2 separate regions of the Homo sapiens genome follow, and region 1 is linked to region 2. Evidence: chromatin loops called from intact Hi-C (ENCODE). Cell type or tissue: Caco-2. All regions are shown on one strand. Each heading gives the region's core, and the rest is flanking DNA. Links, peaks and the distances in the headings are about the cores only. Region 1 has its middle 4.6 kb from the start of FAM184B. Region 2 overlaps LAP3 (leucine aminopeptidase 3).

Region 1 (2,917 bases), core at 147-2,646, 190 kb before region 2:
AAAACATCAGCTTTTAAAAATAAAATATGGTATAGGTGCTATACGGAAATGCAGAGCTACGAGAACATATCTTAAGGACATGCAGACTGATCTGCAACTACAGAGACAGCCTTCCTATGGAACTGACATTCAGGCTGAGATCTGAAAGATGAGTAGGAATGAGTCAGGCATAGTAGGGGAAAAAGCCTTCTAGATACTCAAGAATGTGAACTTGGTTTTAGATGAGTAATATATTAGGAGTAATAACAATAATCGAGTTACCTGTGCCACTTAACTGATTAGGAAAGAAAAATACTAATTAAAAGCTTTAGCCTAAGTAAATCTACCGAAGTAAATTTTTACCAAAGAAATCACCTAAGGCAACACTTAGATTATCAGCGTGGTAAAGATGAATTATTTAATACCTGTTGGGACAACCATTTAGCCATCTGGAAAAGCATAAGTCTGGAGTCTAACCTCATTCCATATATCAGCATAAATCCCAGGTAGATAAACCATATTTTAAATGAAGTCATGAAAGTACTAGGATAAACTATGGATTCCCTTTTCCTCATAATCTGGGGTAGAAAAGGCTTTTCTAAGCATGAGGAAAAAGCCAAAAAATGTGAGGGAAAAGATCAACAGATTTTCCTACATAAAAATTCAAAATGTTTATAGAGCATGAGAAAGCTAGAAAAAAAATCCGCTAACTGCGGGAAATGTTTGCAATATATATGATAGGCAAAGTGCTAAAAGCCCCTATTAAGGAAGAGCTCTTTGTAAGCAGCAAGAAAGCCAGGCAAAAACAATGACTAATCAAGTTGTGGGAAGGTATTCAGTTCTACCAGCAAACAAGTGGTGCGGGGGAATATTTCTGTGGGAACACTTGCACATCTGTGCAAAAACCCACTTACAACAATGTCATGTAGGCAGTTCCCTTGATGCAATAGTAACCTTAAAATACACGATTAGGCAGGCTGTCCCAGGTGTCATGGACAGGAAACCTCACACCGCAAATTAAGAGGCTCAAATCACATGGTTTATCGCTTTTAAACAAAATATAGTTGGAAAGATATAGTGACGTTTAACACATTTAGGATAGGGTCCAAGAGAGGTGGGAGGAAAAATTACCTGAATTTCATGTTACGCAGTGTTGTGGCGTCTTATCTGCTACATCAACCTTTACCTCTGATAATTAGGTTATGAGGACCGCAGCCAAAACTGAAAATGGGGGCTCAGCGGTGCTTACAGCCAGTGCACACTTGCTCTGTCAGAAACTCAGGGGCAAGGATACCTAGCTAATGGCCTGCTGAGAGCCGTGGGTTTTTTGTTTGTTTGTTTGTTTGTTTTTATTTTTAGAGACAGGATCTCACTCTATCACCCAGGCTAGAGTGCAGTGGCAGGATCATAGCTCACTGCAGCCTCGAACTCCCGGGCTCAAGCAATCCTCCCACATTAGCCTCCCAAAGTGCTGGGATTACAGACATGAGCCACTGCTCCCGACTGAAAGCCATGTTCTTAATCTGTGTTTCTGTGGCAGAACAGAAATAGGGCCAGAACTGGTGTCATTAATGAATGGCCATTTTAGGAATGAACTATCAGCCTGAAGGTGGCATCGTCTGTACATTGCAACTTGGCCTTTCCCACCTTATTCTGTCCGTTAGGAACACTCTTGTTTCTTCCATCCTTTTTACATATATTCCATTTATTCTCTGTCATGTCTTGCTCTACACTATCTATACTTAACATCTTAATACTGCCTATTTCACAGGCTACTTCTTTGCCCATTATACTTAACACATGAATTTCATATATTCTTTTTTTTCTCTATCCCTTAGGACAGAATTTAATATCCTCATAATACAGCAAGCATACATTACAAATATACGTTAAAGATTTTGGCTTGAAATATTTTAAAAATTGTCCAGTAGAAGATAGAGTAAATGGTATTGTATGTAATGGAAGACTGGTTGTTAGGAATGGGAAGCTAGATCTTCATTGACAAAAAGATATCCACTTTATATTACTGAGTAAGTAGGGTTCAAAAGCATTATTATAGGCGGGACATGGTGGCTTACCCCTGTAATCCTAGCATTTTGGGAGGCCAAGGTGGGCGGATCACTTGTCAGGAGTTCAAGACCAGCCTGGCCAATATGGTGAAACCCTGTCTCTACTAAAAATAGAAAAATTAGCCACGCATAGTGGCAGGCACCTGCAATCCCAGCTGAGGCAGGAGAATCCCTTGAACCCAGTAGGCAGAGGTTGTAGTGAGCCAAGATCGCACCACTGCACTCCAGCCTGGGCGATAGAGTGAGACTCATCAAAAACAAAACAAAACAAAAAAAATTATTGGTCGGGTGCAGTGGCTCATGCCTGTAATCCCAACACTTTGGGAGGCTGAAGCTGAGGTCAGGAGTTCGAGACCAGCCTGGCCAACATGGCGAAACCCCATCTCTACTAAAAATACAAAAATTAGCCAGGCATGGTGGCGCATGCCTGAAATCCCAGCTACTCAAGAGGCTGAATGAAGCAAGAGAATCTCTTGAACCCGGAAGGTGGAAGTTGCAGTGAGCCAAGATTGCGCCACTGCACTCCATCCTGGGCAACAGGAGCGAGACTTCGTCTCAAAAAAAAAATTATTATAGTATTTGTTTATAGTTTACACAGAAGTGTGTAAACATTCCTGAAATACATATATGTTTGTTACATTTTCTATATGTTTACACAGAAATGTCTAGAAGTATCTTCTCCAAAATATTAACAATAATTTTCTCTGAGTTTGGAATGTGGGGTTATTTTTGCTTGCTTCTACTCTTTTTTTGTTGTTGTTGTTTGTATTATTATGGGTGAGGATGTTTGGGGGGGATACTATGAGAAGTTTATAATCTAAAGAAAAGGCAAATCAATTATGATTTTAAATTTTTCTGACCAAGCACAG
Region 2 (2,917 bases), core at 246-2,745:
AGCAATTCTCCTGCCTCAGCCTCCCGAGTAGCTGGAATTACAGGCACGTGCCACACACCCAACTAATTTTTGTATTTTTAGTAGAGACAAGGTTTCACCATGTTGGCCAGGATGGTCTCGATCTCCTGACCTCATAATCCATCTGCCTCGGACTCCCAAAGTGCTGGGATTACAGGTGTGAGCCACCGCTCCTGGCTCTTAACATCATTTTTAGATGTCACTCTAGATGAGCTGATCTGGCGCACTTGTTATTTCTGCTTAAAGGTACAGCCCAGGCTGGGCACAGTGGCTCACTTCTGTAATCTTGTAATCCCAGCACTTTGGGAGGCTGAGACAGGTGAATCACCTTGGTCAGGAGTTTGAGACCAGCCCGGCCAACATGGTTAAACCCCATCTCTACTAAAATATAAAAATTAGGCCAGGCACAGTGACTCATGCCTGTAACCCCAGCACTTTGGGAGGCTGAGGCGGGTGGATCACCTGAGTTCAGGAGTTCGAAACCAGCCTGGCTAACATGGCAAAAACCCCGTCTCTACTAAAAATACAAAAATTCGCCAGGACTGGTGGTGCGTACCTGTAACCCCAGCTACTTGGGAGGCTGAGGCAGGAGAATCACTTGAACTCAGGAGGCCAAGATCACGCCACTGCACTCCAGCCTGGATGACAGAGTGACACTCCGTCTCAAAAAAAAAGTACAGCTTGGAATGTTTTAAAACGACAAACCTAATATTCAAAACATTTTACAACTGCAGAACAATTCCTCTGGTGAAAGATCTTTGAATGCCAATGGACCAAGCCAAATTTTAGCAAAATAATGCCACAAGTATAGTGTGTGAAATCCATGCAACGAACAAGACTTCCTTCAAACAAAATCAAGGCAAGTGCGCGGTCTGACCTGTTAAGGTGGCGGCATTGAGGATGACCTTCGGGTTAAACGTGTGTGCGTAACAGAGCGCATCAGCCAGTATGAGCCTCCCCTCAGCATCAGTGTTATCAACCTGCAGAGGGTCAAAAACAGAAAGGGTGACAGCGCAAGTAAAGAATATGAAAACTAGACACTTGCAACAGTGTTCGACGGAAAAGTTGGAAAAAGCTACTGTGACGTGTGTCATTATCAAACCATTCATACTTCAATGAGAATAGGAACATATCTAATCTGGAGAGCAAATATGATTTAATAATCCCCCAGCACCTTGGGAGGTAGAGGTGGGCAGACAGCTTGAGCCCAGGAGCTCGACACCAGCCTAGGCAAGATGGTGAAACCCCATTTCTAATTAAAAATAAAAAAATAATAATATAATAATCACTGTACCAGAGCTGATGACCTAATGTTGATGACTTTGGAAGCCAAAATAAATAGAAAAATGTCTAGTCCATTTTACCCGTAACTTTGTAACAAGAAGGGGAAAAATGTAAAGATTTCCAAAAATGAGGTTAAAGAGCTTTAAGAAAGCTACAGCTACATGGCAGTCTCAATCCTAGAAATGAAAACTCTTGCAACTTCAGTAACACTTCCTAACTATATTCCTTTCTTTTAAATAGAGGTCCAGTCGTTTTCTGAGTGGCTTGTACACACCTGCATGCACGTGCCACCCAGAGGACCTGCTGCCACATCCCCTTCAGTGCAGGGCCCATGATGTAGGACAGTATGTTCTACCTCAACACCTACAATGGAAAAAAGTCACTCATAGCACAGGTATATCCAGAAGATAGCCCACAATTTTACTGCTTTGCCGCCCTCTGCAGGGCTGGCAGCAAATTCATGGAAACGTGTGTATACACATGTATAGCATACAGGAAATGGGAGGAACAATAAGTCTGGAAAAACATTCTTCAAAATCCCCCAAAAAAGATACTTCTGCCTTTGCAAGAAAAGCTACTCAGGGGCCGGGAATGGTGGCTCGCGCCTGTAATCCTAGCACTTTGGGAGAACAAGGTGGGCAGATCACTTGAGTCTAGGAGTTTGGGACCAGCCTGGGAAACATGGCAAAACCCTGTGTCTACAAAAAGCTAGCCAGGCATGGTGGCACGCACCTGTGGTCCCAGCTACTCAGGTCGCTAAGGTGTGAGGACCACCTGAGCCTGGGGAGGTCAAGGCTGCAGTGAGACATGATCACGCCACTGCACTACAGCCTGGGTGATGCAGCGAGACCCCATTTCAGGAAAGGGAAGGAAAAGAAAGGCTACCCAGCACTAAAGACAGCACCCTCCCCTAATATGGTTCTGGGGCTCTGCACGCATCCTAGCTGTGGTTATGTGGCCACCACGGGATTCCTGAGGAACGCTGGATGGGGAGTGCTGTGTCTCACATTTACAAACCTGGATGGTCTTCCCGTTTTTGGCTCTAACAACATCCCCCGGCTTGTTGGCCTTGCCGCTGGGCATATTTTCACAAAGAGGGGCCAGACCTATTGGAAATAATATATGAAGGCACACAGTATATACTGGGTCCAAACATGCCACCTATGGGACAAGAGGCCACCTGTGAGCCATGAGAAGCAAGACACAAAGGCCACCTTAACGAACTGATCAAATTTAACATCACCAATGACACAACTGACATGATGTGTCAGCAACAAGAAGTACACATCACCCATGTAGCATTCTTCCCAAAGAAGTCTAACTTGATTCTAATCAAGAAGAAGCAATTCAAATAAATACAAATTGCAGAATATCATGAAACAAGCCTAGACCCTTCAAAACTGCTAATGCCGTGGAAGAAAACAGGAATAGGGTCTAGAATCAAGAAATCTAAAGGGGCACCAACAGCAATGTGTGGTCCTTGATTAGTTTCTGGATTTAAAAGCTAAATATAGGCCAGGCGCGGTGGCTCATGCCTGTAATCCCAGCATTTTGAGAGGCCAAGGCGGGCAGATCACCTGAGGTCAGGAGTTCAAGACCAGCCTGATCAACATGG

Evidence for each region. Peaks named below come from ENCODE experiments on the same cell type or tissue, not always from the same donor. Only the 100,000 strongest peaks of a DNase experiment are listed, where the experiment ranks them.
Region 1: it touches region 2 in a loop (27-fold over the local background); 1 of 110 quality-filtered maps calls a loop at or near these places.

Annotation. Positions count from the first base shown.
Region 1 is chr4:17,784,743-17,787,659 of GRCh38, reverse strand. No RefSeq gene overlaps it. Among named protein-coding and RNA genes, the nearest start is that of FAM184B, 4.6 kb to the right of the region's middle. In Caco-2, for the core only: no CTCF peak of the experiment used is centred there; no DNase peak of the experiment used is centred there.
Region 2 is chr4:17,596,537-17,599,453 of GRCh38, reverse strand. It overlaps LAP3 (leucine aminopeptidase 3), which reads right to left. Exons shown (of 13, transcript NM_015907.3): 9 at 2,320-2,408; 10 at 896-998. All of the region lies in intron 2 of MED28-DT (MED28 divergent transcript), which reads left to right. Among named protein-coding and RNA genes, the nearest start is that of MED28-DT, 17 kb to the left of the region's middle. In Caco-2, for the core only: no CTCF peak of the experiment used is centred there; a DNase peak (open chromatin) is centred at 1,718.